Regions from separate parts of the Homo sapiens genome. Here region 1 is linked to region 2. Evidence: chromatin contacts called from ENCODE Hi-C or POLR2A ChIA-PET data. All regions are on one chromosome and are shown on one strand. The core of a region is the stretch at or near the end of the contact, and the rest is flanking DNA. Distances in the headings are between cores, read along the strand shown. Region 1 overlaps MAML3 (mastermind like transcriptional coactivator 3). Region 2 overlaps MAML3 (mastermind like transcriptional coactivator 3).

Region 1 (6,326 bases), core at 260-2,759, 220 kb before region 2:
ATTTCTGTCCACAGTCTTTTGTCAAGAACTAAGTCATATATCCCCTTCTAGAGCAAGAGGAGGTGGGAAATGCAGTCCTTGGCTGGGCAGCCACTCACCAGCATCAAATTTACACAGCTGAAAGGGTGCAGACATCTTTGGTGGGCCACTAGCCATTTCTGCTGCAATTTTTATTCCCCCCAAATGTACTTGGTTTTGTTTTTTTTTAACTGCAGTGGATGGGATTTTGTTTTCCTCTTGGCACATGTGAGGACAGTCCGAGGTTGGTAGGGATTTTTACACCCCAGGTGTGGTCTATAAACTGCAGAGTTTGAGAAGCACTATTTTACGCAGGAGGCCAAACATTAAGTTCAGCTTTTGTCCCTGCTCATGTGTAACCCCAGGTCCCAGAACTGCCCCACTGCATATCTCTGGACAGAGAGACCCCCTGCCTACCTGATCACTTCATACATTGAACCACCTCGAACTAAATAACTTCCCTATTATCTAACCCAGATAGAGCCAAGAAAAGAGGGATTCCAGAATCCCCAACTCACAGTCTGCCTATAAAGCATTATAGTGATATTATAATGGCCCTTCTTTTTGTTTGTTTGTCTTTTGAGATGGAGTTTCGCTTTTGTCCCTTAGGCTGGAGTGCAATGGCACGATCTCGGCTCACTGCAGCCTCTGCCTCCTGGGTTCAAGCGATTCTCCTGCCTCAGCCTCTGAAGTAGCTGGGATCACAGGCACCCGCCGCTACACACGGCTAATTTTTTGTATTTTTAGTAGAGACAGGGTTTCACCATGGCGGCCAGGCTGGTCTCAAACTCCTGACCTCAAGTGATCTGCCCGCTTCAGCCTCCCAAAGTGTTAGGATTACAGGTGTGAGCCACTGCACGCAGCCTAATAGCCCTTCGTAAGCTTTAATTTAATGGCTCCATCCTTCTTCACCCCTTGGCCCCCCTTAATACTAGACTTGCTACCCAGAAATTTTCTGGGATCTTTTTTTGCTTACCAAACTTTCCTGCTACTGGAGACAAAAAAAAAAAAAGAACAAAAACAAATTAGCAATGTAAAGAACATTTGTTGAGTTCAGTGTTGGAGAGAGCAGTTCACAGAGCTGCCGAGAAGCCACAGCTGACCCTTTCCTCTCTCCTCTTGGTAGGAGCCAGCTGCAAGGAGAGGGACCTAAGGTGGTAGAGGGAATGGCTCCCTCCTCCACAGCTCTGCATGCGTCAGCCCCCAAAATAGAAATGCGGGGACCAAGTTGTGATGGCAGGGAAACAGCAGAAAGAGGTGAGGCTGCCTGTGCTCCCTGCCCTCCAGGCCTCCACAGGCCAACCTGTGACCTCACTGGTGGGCCTCCAGAAGCAGGGAAAGACAGAGGCCCAGCATCACCTTTCCATTTCCGCATTTGTTTTCTCTTCCTTGCTGGTGTGCATTGACTCTGTGGTCACTGTTCTCCATGTCAGCACATTCAAAATTGCTGACTGTCAACACTGAAGGCAGCGTGGCTGCTACTGAAGAAGCCACAAGGAAAACAGCTTTGGGCAATGGTGGATGTTCTTGGTGTGACACATTTCTAGCTCCCAGCACAGGCCCTTTACAAAGAACAGGGCTTTGTGGTTTGGGTAGGATGGGGAGAAAGAAAGAGGGAGGGAGAGAGAGAAGGAGGCTTGGCTTGTTGAGATCTTTTGTTAAGGAAATAAATATTGGTTTCCTAGAATTTGAACAGCTGAAATGGGAGATTGGCAGTAAGCAAAATGTGATTGTAACAATCAAACCCACGTGCAGACAGAAGTTGGGAGTCATTAGGGCAATGAGGTTGTTCTTCACGATCTTGGGAGGAAAGAAAAGGTGACCAAAATGCCATTTAGTAACCCGATGGCCTCTTCAAGCCCTTCAGGCTGGCCCAGAGCTGCAGGCAAAGCTTTGATGGTGTGGGTGGTGCTGTTCCCTTGGGCAGAGCTTGGCTGGAGGACTCTTAGCAGGGTGGCCGCAAGTCTCTGGGGCCCCTACTTGGGGACTTACACAGACCAGGCTGTATGTCTTTGTAGCTTGTCAAACCACAACTATTCACAGAAGGCGTGTGGTTTAGAATCTACCACAGTCAAACCCGGGAGAATGTGTTACCCAGTTCCAGAAAGGTTGCTAGTTTGTGTGCTGTAATGGAAAGTGGCCAACTTTATCTTTTCTTATAAGAACTACAATGGGCAATCAGGATGGAGGCTTGATCTACAGGACTCTCTACTGAGGGTCTCCTGTGAAAAAGGTGATAGGAGGGAGGTGCTGGTTGTATTAATCAGAGTCCTCTAGAGACAGAACAAATAGAGGATAAAGAGAGAATTCATTTTAAAGAACTGGCTTATTTGACTGTGGGGGCTGGCAAGTCCAAAATCTGTAGACCAGACTACCAGGCTAGAAATTCAAGTTAAGAGTTAATATTGGCCAGGCATGGTGGCTCATGCCTGTAATCCCAGCACTTTGGGAGACCAAGGCAGGCAGATCACGAGGTCAGGAGTTTGAGACCAGCCTGGCCAGCATGGTGAAACCCCGTCTCTACTAAAAATACAAAAAATTAGCCGGGCATGGTGGTGTGCATCTGTAATCCCAGCTACTCAGGAAGCTGAGGCAGGAGAATTGCTTGAACCTGGGAGGCGGAGGTTGCAGTGAGCTGAGATCACACCACTGCACTCCAGCCTGGGCAACAGATCAAGACTGTCTCCAAAAAAAAATCGTTAATATTGCAGTCTTGAGTCCAAAATCTGCAGGCTGGAAGCATAGGCAGGTTTTCTGTGTTGCAGTCCGAAGGCAGAATGCTGCTTCTTTGGGAAACCTGTCTTTGCTCTTCAGGTGTTCAACTCACTGGATGAGGCCCACCTACATTATAGAGAGTAATCTGCTTTACCCAGAGTCTACTAATTTCAACGTTAATCACATCTAAAACTAGCCTTCCTAGCAACATCTATATTGGTATTTGACCAAACAACTGGACATCATAGCCCAGTCAAGTTAACAACTAAAATGAACCATCACATGAGGAATTCAAGGAAAGTAAAGGCATGAAAATGTCAAGCAGTTAACAATCTTGTCAAAAGGAATTTAAGACAACATTGATATTTTTAGGTTTCATATCTTGATAAATTTCATGTCAATTAAATTTGTGTTTGTAAATTAAAAGTACAACATAATATTCAGATTTCCATAGTATCAAATGATGGGTATTTCTTTAGAATAAAAGTTATGTTACAAGCCAGACTGTTTCAGTGACATGCTTCCTGGTTTTTTGTGACAGATTGTACGTGGCATAATCTCTGATCTAATGGGCATTCATTGGAAATAGTCTTTTTTATCTTGGTGTCAGAAGAATAGTACATGGGCTATCACAGAGCACTGAAAGAGTGGGAGTTCAATTCCTGATACCGCTTCTATCTTATGATAAGAGTCTGAGACTAATTAATTTCTACTACTGGCCGGGTGTGGTGGCTCACGCCTGTAATCCCAGCACTTTGGGAGGCCAAGGCAGGCGGATCACGAGGTCAAGATACCAAGACCATCCTGGACAACATGGTGAAACCCCATCTCTAGGAAAATACAAAAAAATTAGCTGGGTGTCGTGCCGCGTGCCTGTAGTCCCAGCTACTAGGGAGGCTGAGGCAGGGGAATTTCTTGAACCCAGGAGGCGGAGGTTGCAGTGAGCCGAGATCGCGCCACTGCACTCCAGCCTGGCAACAGAGCAAGACTCTGTCTCAAAAAACAAAAAAAGAAAAAAAAAATTTCTACTACCACTTTTGTATTTTAGAAGCATGTCAATAAGGCGTAGAGGCTGCATGGCCATAGGGAAGAGCTTACCCCTGGAGTGAGACTGCCTGTGTTCACATCCCAACTCTGGCACTACTAGTGTATTACCTCTCTTACCTGTGCCTCGGTTTTCTCACACGTACAATGGGGATGATAGTTTCTACCTTACAGGGATCTTGTGAGGTTTAATTGTATTAATATACGTGTCCATACATAGTGTCATGTAAGTGTTTGCTATTTTAACAATTACTGATGGATAATATGAAGAGATAGAGATAAAGTATGAGAAAAGGGTTGAGATGATTGAAGACAAGTTTTTAGAAATAGATTACACTTTGGAGCTTTGCTATAATTCAGTCCATGTTTGAGACCATTTCTAGTGTCATCCTTTAGGGAATTCGGTTCATAATCCTCTTACATGAATTGAAACCAAGATGGAGCCTCCTTACATCAAATTCTGCACTGTAGTTAATAGTGTCATGGAGAATTTCCAGAGTATTAATAATGAGCTAATACACCTATGAATGTTAAATGTCTTGGAAGCAGTTTCCTGATGAGAAAATAGCAGATGTGGCAATGGCCATGGTCTAATTGCCCAAGAGGCAGTTAAATATAGTTTTTAGTCCTTTTCAAAGCAGTTATTTGAAAGCTGAAATATTTTCCCTAAAGGCCCATCAACTGTTCTTAACAGTGAAATGAAGTATTTGGATAAAGCAAAAGTGCTCAGGAGTGTGTTTGCTTCCTGTAAATCTAATTTACCTTTGTAAATTGTTGGGTTTTTCCACATAGACTTTTGTTTTGTATATTTCCACGTTTGACTTTTTAGTGTAGAGTGGTAGTTTTTATTATTTATTTATTTATTTATTTATTTATTTATTTATTTTGAGATGGAGTCTCGCTCTTGTTGCCCAGACTGGCGTGCAATGGCGTGATCTTGGCCCACTGCAACCTACCCTCCCAGGTTCAAGCGATTCTCCTGCCTCAGCCTCCCGAGTAGCTGAGATTACAGGCATGCGCCCCCACACCTGGCTAATTTTGTATTTTTAGTAGAGACGGGGTTTCTCCATGTTGGTCAGGCTGGTCTCAAACTCCCAACCTCAGGTGATCCGCCCACCCCAGCATCCCAAAGTGCTGGGATTACAGGAGTGAGTCACCATGCCCAGCAAGTGGTAGCTTTTAGTGTTCTAGAAATCCTAATTGAGAATAATACTAGTTATTGTTTTGTTTTGTTTTGATTTTTGAGACGGAATCCTGCTGTCGAAACTGAGGCATAGAGAGATTAACTTGCTCCAGGATCACAGCAGGTAGCTAGATTCTAGATACACTTTACCACTAACCCCTAAATTAAAAGGTTAATTAAGCCCCATAAATTAAAATCAGCCCTCCTTTCTGCTAGGGACATGTGGGTGCTTTGCAAGGTGTGGATTGAGCTGCCCTCAGGTCTACAGTTCTTTTAATAAATAGGACAGAGTCCAATCCACCATGCTAGAAAATTGTAATTTTTGTAGCAGCATTGTTAGTGTTACATGAAACCAGACTTTCCCAGGTTCCTGGTGGCAGAGATGTGTGTATAGCTTCTCTTCCATGGACAAGTTTCATCTCTGGAGGCGATCAGGGCAGCCTGTGTAGAAGACTAAGACTTAGGAATTGGGCTGTGAATAGCTATCCATGTCCATTTAGCAAATACCACTTCGCTATTTTAAGAGCAAGAAGGAAAATGCCATTTAAATAGTGATTTAGACTTACAGGAAGGACAAGGCAAGGATAAAATCTACCGAAGATTTTAAGAAAATCTCCACCCTAAATAAAAATTGAAAGCAGTACAATTTTCATGTCTACTGTATGTGTATTTTCAGAAAGGGACTTTTTTATGCAAAGGACACACTGACATCAATGACTAATGTTAAAAAACAACAATTGGAAAGGTTGTGCAATGTGGAGATTCTTCCTCTATATTTAGAATAAAACTTTGTGTTTTTACTGTCAGGATGTGAGCTTAATTATAGCATGTTGCAAACTTTGCTTTTCTAAAGAGAGAGAGAGAGAGAGAGAGAGAGAGTGTGTGTGTGTGTGTGTGTGTGTGTGTGTGTGTGTGGCTTACTCTGCCTGGAGAAATTTGGGTGCTATTTTTGTTTTCCTTTTGAAACATCAAGGGTTGATATAAGGTAGTTTTAGAAGTGTAGTATTTCTTGACCCTCAATGAACTGATGACCTCCCTGAGGCCAGGAAGGATGTTTTATTCAGCTGTTTTAGCTTTTATATTTTATAATCATTATTTACATGAATAAAACCAAGGATGTCACCTGGGCTGTTTGGAAGGATTTCACTTTGATTTTTGTTTAAGCAATGCACAAATTATTCTTCTGGAGATAAAATTTTTTTCTGGCATGAAAACTTGCATTTAGAAAAAAATCTGTAATTATTCATTATATTATTCCCATAATTAGCAGTTATACGTTTGGTATAGTTATTTATTGACTATTCAGGAGTTACCTTTGTGCGTTTGTACATACCTGTGTGCTTAACAAAAAAAAAATTATTGCACT
Region 2 (6,662 bases), core at 144-2,643:
AGTCGAGAGGCTAAATTAGGCCCCAGGGGACTTTTTCAATAAAACCCTAAATTTCATTTAGGTTGTTCGTAGGCCAAGCGATTGCAAGGACTCTGAGCCGAAGCAGCGGTGCCGGGCCGACCCGAGGCTCGCTCCTTATCGCCCCCTCCCCGGGCCGGCTTTGTGCAGCTGGGGTCCTGGAACCCGGTCCCTCCCGGGCTGTCGGCCCTGGGGTCTGGTGTCCGCCACCCTCCCCCCCCGGAGGTCGCCACTGCCCCCCTACCCCACTCCCAGCCCTTCCGTTTCCCTCCACGTCCCCTTCCCGCGCCCTCCCCCACTTGAATTCTTCCTCCCCTCCGGCTGGAAGAAAAGTCGGTAATGAGAAACCAGTTCAGTGTCAGTCGGAGGAGGGGGGCAGATAACCCCAGAGATACACGGCAATGGAGAGAGAACTCATTTTGTGCAAAGAGGGCCTCGAGTCACCAGGGAATTCCTGGATTGTCTCAGGCTGTCGTGTGTGATGTCCATCACGCCGTGCGAACACCATCTGCTCGGTATTGTGCTCTCAGTTGCCAGGCTACCTGCTGTACGCAGTAACACTTGACTGCCTGGCTCCACGTTCGCAGCGCTCGCCCAGACGCGCGGGGCGGGGGCCGCGGAGGGGCGGGCGGGAGCCCTGATTAAGCCATCTGCGAGGGGAGGGGGCGCGGGCGCAGCGGCGGCCGGGCACGAGGCCGGGCTGACACCACCATCTGCTGGGGCGCGGGAAGAACGGCAGCTGCTCTGCGTTGCCCCGGCGAGGGACGCCTGGAAAAGGCTGAAGCCCTGGGCGTCCTCAAGCCCGTTATCCACGGGGTCCCCGTCACCCCAGCCTGCTCGCCGCCGGCCGTCTTTTGTGATTCCCTGCTCTTTGGTTCGCCGCCAGCAAGGCTGGCCCCTCTCACCCAAACACTATGCATGTTCTTGAAAACACTTCAGAAAAATAAAGCTTCCCTACGCACAGATTTATAAATAAACAGCTGGCTGTTCTTGGGAGATATTTTTACCACAACTGTTTTTTGAAGTCGAAAACTGCCTGTTTGGGGGAGGTAAGGGTGCTTTTGACACCTCCTACCTCACTCTAGCCTTTAGAAAATTGCTAAGATCTTTTCCCTGGAGGGGAAGATATGTAAAATAGGTTCGTTGGTTTTGATTTCTTTCTCCTCCCTTTATTTTACTGAAGAGTCAGAGGGTTGGGCGAGTAGTGAAGATCTATGTAGCCACAGTTGGATTTTTGAGGGGAAGAAACTGTATTAAGATTCTTGGGAGAAGCAAGGGAGGTCGTTGGGCAAGGAGTGGATTGGAGAACAAGCCAGTAATTACAACTAAAAATACTGCATCATTTGGCTTCAAGGCATTACATCTCGCATGACGAAAGCTCAGCCTGGTTTTCTCTAATTGCACAACACAGTGTGTGTCCTTCTTAGAAACAAGAGCAGTGGCTTGAAATCCTGAAATTTGACAGACTATTTCTCATTAAGCCCTCTGAGACTGGAGGTTAAAAGAAGCCATGTATTATGTTAGTGGCCTCGGCCAGCTTAATGTGTAAGTCAAGTCACTGAGTACATTTTCACACTTTGGAATACACCTCAGAGTCGGGGGCTGTAGGTGTCTCTCATCCACTGTTGAATGCCGCAGAGCTTTGTTGCGAACTAAAGATGTTTCGTATGGAAGGCAGTCCTTTAAGAATGCACATAGTGGCTGGGAGCAGTGGCTCATGCTTGTAATCCCAACATTTTGGGAGGCCAAGGCAGGAGGATTGTTTGAGGCCAGGAGTTCAAGACCAGCTTGGGCAACACAGATGGGCAACAACCCATCTATACAAAGAATTTAAAAATTAGCAGGGCATGGTGGCTTAAACCTGTAGTCCCCCACCTACCCAGGAGGCTGAGGCAGGAAGATTGCTTGAGCCCAGGAGTTGGAGGTTGCAGTGAGCTATGATCATACCACTGCACCCCAGCCTGGGCAACGGAGTGAAACCCTGTCTCTAAAAAATAATCATAAAATAATACATACAGCCCTTCCTGCCTGTAGGTCTTCAGTGAGAAGCCTGAAGGCAAAACCTCTGGGAGGGAATTATTTGGGGAAATACATAATCCTATCCCTTTGGGAGGGTTTTTTTTTTTTTTTTTTCACACTGTGCTTTTGAAGTATTTCTTCTTGGCCCAGGAAGACACGGGCAAAAAGTGGTTTGATGTATCGTCGTCACCCCATTTGCCTCTCTCTTTCTTTTCCCAGTGGAGAGGAGGCTGGGAAAGCAACACTTCTTCACTCCTTACCACTTCCCCAGCTGTGCGGGCTGGTCACACAGGACAAGCATATCTCAAAGTGCACAAAGATAAACAGGGCCATCCCAGACCAACCCTCTCAAAAAATCAAGCTGAAGAAAACTTTATCTTCCCTTGGGCCTCATTTTCTTTCCAACTCTCTCCTCCTTATCAAAACTGGAAAGTATCAAATATACTGAGACAGAAAAAACAAACTACATATCTGCATTTTTGCTGATTGGCTGTTTATATGTCAGTGTGAATTCATTTGTTAAAGTGTAAAGCCAATCAGCCATTTGTCCCTAAAGGTGCCAAGAAACAGCTTTATTTCACTGGAAGGAAGGGCTTGGAAAACAGGTAGCAAATATTTGGGGGAAAAGGGAAGACCCTGAAATATCTAGGCCCCTGCAAGGGTTAGTCCTGAAGTAAACTTTTTGGTAGCACAAAGGTTCCTGGCATTTTTTAGTGTAAGATCTTTTTATTAACATCAAAAATATTTCCTAGCTGTCTTTGTGTATTTATAGAGAAAATACACAAAGGCAAAACATTTTATTAATTTCAGCTACAGCATTTACACATAAAAAATAGAACGCAGTACACTTATGAGAGACACAGTATATAGGTCTACAGGCTGTTCTTAGGTGCACACTTAACACCATGAAGACACTGCCTGGGAGAGGCCTGAGCTAGTAGGAATACTGAATTGAGAATCAAAATCAGCGTTCTGCTTACTCATGTAACCAAATACCACCTGTACCCCGATAACTTATGGAAATTTTTTTTTTAATTTTAAGTTACATTTTTTAAAAAAGTAAAGACAAGCTATCTGTTACAAAAAAAAAAAAAATAGCGTTCTAGTTCTGCTAGTTCTGTGTCTTCCATTCATTGATTGTGTGACCTAAGCTACTGCACGAACAAACCAGAGCTTCTTGGGTGATTGTTTCTAGGGTAAGAGGAGTAGCGTTTTGGTTTGGTTTGGCTTTTGTTTGCTTTGCTGTTTTGTTTTGTTTGGAGGGAAGAAGAGCAACTGAAGATGCAGTTGAAGTCAGTCATAGTGGAGAGGGAAGCCTGCATGGTTCTACAGCACACCACAGAAGGAAGGGAGGAACACAAGCCCAAGCCATAGGGAATCAAATCCAGGACGGTCTCTCTAGGAGAGACAGAGAGAAACTTCACCTATTTGCTTTGAGAAAAAACTGCCAATATGTTTAACGGTATCTGCATTGGAAAGGCAATAAAGTAAAAAGAAGAAAAATGTTAAAATCCAATTTGGATTTAAAAATTTTTAAATGACAGAGTTATTCACATTTGCTTCTTGCTATTTAGGTCTCATAATAGTGCTTCACAAAATGACTGTGAATGTCCTTATATGTGTGCCCATTTAATCTGTGTCAACTCCTCCATTTCACATTAATTACTTGAAACTTCAGTGAGGTAGAAGGAATTTCTGCAGAATGTTCAGAACATACTTGCCACTGCTAGGTAGTCTTGGTAGAAAAAATAGGAAAGGAAGTGTCTAGAAATTGAATCTGGGCCACACACCTTTTCTTCCCATTCACTGTTTTCCCCTAATAGTCTACACTGTCCAGCTCAGAGCATAAACTTCGCCTTTGAGCACATTCTCCATGTAGTCACCTGGGCTGTGTGGAATTAGGTCTTTACCACTTGACCTCCTCTTCCCTAAGGACCAGTCCTTAAAAGTTGCCATCATTCGACTGGCTGACATATAATTATAGAATCAAGAGACCCAATCCAACACCCCATGTTTAAATTATCCCAGACATAGAAGACTCAATTCTTTTTTTTTGAGAAAGAGTCTCACTCTGTCGCCCAGGCTGGAAAGCAGTGGCGCGACCTCGGCTCACTGCAACCTCCGCCTCCCGGGTTCAAGCAATTCTCTGCCTTAGCTTCCCGAGTAGCTGGGATTACAGGTGCCCACCACCATGTCTGGCTAATTTTTTTTTTTTTTTTTTTTTTTTTTTTTTTTTAGTAGAGACAGGGTTTCACCATCTTGGCCAAGCTGGTCTCGAACTGACCTCGTGATCCACCCAAAGTACTGGGCCTCCCAAAGTACTGGGATTACAGGCGTGAGACACCGCGCCCGGCCGACTCAATTCTATTTTTAAAAATATTAGGAGATTACATAGCTTTGATCGGTGTAAAACATTCCCAGTTCTCACCATCAACAACTCTGGCCAGGAGGATTTTTCTTTCTGACATATATCTAAGCTCTCAAATGTTGCAACTCGTTAGAATTCCATCAAATATCAGATCTGTTGATTAACAAATTCCTGCAGTTTTCTGCAAATGTCCCTCCTACTTGCAAAGAAGACGTCCATTTTGGCCAAGTAGACAGTAAGAAATAAGGATTAACAGGTGAGGTCAGGATGTGTCTCGTGTTCCAGACTTTAGGTGAGCTCAGCCTGAGGGCTTATTCCCTTTCCTTGGAGGAACACAGGATGTTAGTTGAAAATCCAGTCTATATGCAATAGTCAGTCCCATCCGAAACAGACTGGACTTGGCCTTGGACTTCCCAGAGCCATGCTCTCTTACTGTCCCTTGTGGCCTCTCTCATTCTACTCAGGTAAGGTCGGGTTTGAAGCTACGTTTATGGAAATGCAATGCGTGCCACTCAAAAACCCTCCAGTCCATAAGCTGGGACTTCTGCCCCGTTCCCTTTTTCCAGGGGCTTCCCTTCAAACAGCAGTGAGTCTCTATGGGGAATCCCTGCATCTCCCTCTCTCTTGTCTTCCCAGGAGCAGCATCCAGTTGGACTTCCCCGAACCACAGGCCCCATGCAGTCCTCCGTGCCCCCAGGCTCAGGTGGCATGGTCTCAGGAGCCAGTCCCGCAGGCCCCGGCTTCCTGGGCAGCCAGCCCCAAGCAGCCATCATGAAGCAGATGCTCATTGATCAGCGGGCCCAGTTGATAGAGCAGCAGAAGCAACAGTTCCTGCGGGAGCAAAGGCAGCAGCAGCAGCAGCAGCAGCAGCAGATTTTGGCGGAACAGGTAACATGCCCCTTGGCGTGATTCATTCATTCATTCAGCAAGCACTTATTCAGCACCTGCCTGCTGCCTGTGAGGAAGTGGCAGTTCACATCCTCCATCAAGATGCTCACGGTCTAGCATTTCCCAGGATCACAAGAGAACCTGAAGAATTTAGACCTTTCAATTAGTTAGGGTTTTTCCTATAATGAATTAATTTGTTCTTAAAAGACAGGCTCCAGCCATCAATTTGAAGGCCTGTGTGCCAGAGACATTTCTTTGATTCAAGTCTGACTCCTTTCCTTCTGATTTCTGGTACAGGGGTCTGTGTAATCAGCACATGGCGGGGACTGTCTCACATGCTCCATAAGCCGTAATATTTCTAGCTTGAAGAAAAAAATAATAATTCAGAGAACTCTGTTTCTTAGAGGAAATTGACAGGAAGAGGAATTGAGAAGAATTCTATAGAATGGGTAATGAACAATGGATCAGGAACAATAGCAGAATAATAAGGCCTGCAGAACTACCTGGAAACCTGAACTCTGGGTCACACACAGGGTGCAAACTTAAGAAAACTCCCCACAGCTTTTAAAACAGCTCAGGAAATCTGTGAGTTAAAGGAAAGCCTAACACAAATACAGCTTTACCTTAAGCATCTTTGTCCACCCTCGCCCTATAATTCCTCAGCTTTGAGAGAAAGCCTTCCCTGCAGACTGCTACTGTAGATTTCAATTTGTTTTGTTTTTAGAGATGCCCATACCTGACTTAGCATTATCCTAGGGAAAGGCCTGAGGCTGTCCACAAGAGATCCCCAGGCGGCTTCTGTGAGGGTCTGCACAGAGAATCTTGCACAGCAGGCTCTTTCTTATAGGAGGTGTGAGGTTGTCATATAAAGCTGAAGGCCCAACATAAGTCTGCCTCACAGTTATCCTTCTAGAATATTCCTGATAGGGTCAGAATTTTATGAATTTTTTCTTAAAGAAATAGAGACGGGGTCGCACTATGTTGACCAGGCTGGTCTCGAACTTCTGGCCTCAAGCGATCCTCCCATCTCAGCCTCCCAAAGTGCTAGGATTACAGATGTGAGCCACCACGCCCTGCCAGAATTTTGCAAATTTACTAAGCATCCACCACCGTGTATCCTGTGTAGGACACGGGCCCATGGAGGTCCCTATTAACCAAGAATAGCAGTTCAAAGTAACACCAGGCATCCCCCAAAGAGAAAAATTGTACTGCTGAGCACAGTTCACTTATGTTCCCTTTTTTTTTTTTTTTTTTTTTTTGCTTTTGTTCCTGAACAGCTGTGTAATTATCTCCCTTTTTACCAAGGTCAGTCAGCCGCCTGGCAGCTATTGTACAAACAAACCTCTATCCCTCTCACCTACATAAGGTG

Evidence for each region. A loop is a pair of places that touch in the nucleus more often than their neighbours do. ChIA-PET counts read pairs that join two places held with the same protein, here RNA polymerase II (POLR2A). Pooled maps may share reads with other maps.
Region 1: a loop to region 2 is called in a pooled map, with 4 times the contacts of the local background. The contact joins two enhancer-like sites. A Hi-C loop is called at or near these places in 8 of 50 pooled maps. POLR2A ChIA-PET finds 5 or more read pairs at or near these places in 3 of 52 experiments (K562, activated CD4-positive, alpha-beta T cell and activated T-cell).

Annotation. Positions count from the first base shown.
Region 1 is chr4:139,946,439-139,952,764 of GRCh38, reverse strand. All of the region lies in intron 1 of MAML3 (mastermind like transcriptional coactivator 3), which reads left to right. Among named protein-coding and RNA genes, the nearest start is that of MAML3-AS1, 180 kb to the left of the region's middle. Within about 2 kb of position 1,509, at least 2 of the 41 ENCODE cell types and tissues checked have a DNase peak (open chromatin) inside an H3K27ac peak, as active enhancers do.
Region 2 is chr4:139,729,047-139,735,708 of GRCh38, reverse strand. It overlaps MAML3 (mastermind like transcriptional coactivator 3), which reads left to right. Exons shown (of 5, transcript NM_018717.5): 3 at 5,042-5,293. It also overlaps a transcript of MGST2 not described here. Among named protein-coding and RNA genes, the nearest start is that of MGST2, 67 kb to the right of the region's middle. RefSeq lists a silencer at 622-741. Within about 2 kb of position 1,393, at least 28 of the 41 ENCODE cell types and tissues checked have a DNase peak (open chromatin) inside an H3K27ac peak, as active enhancers do.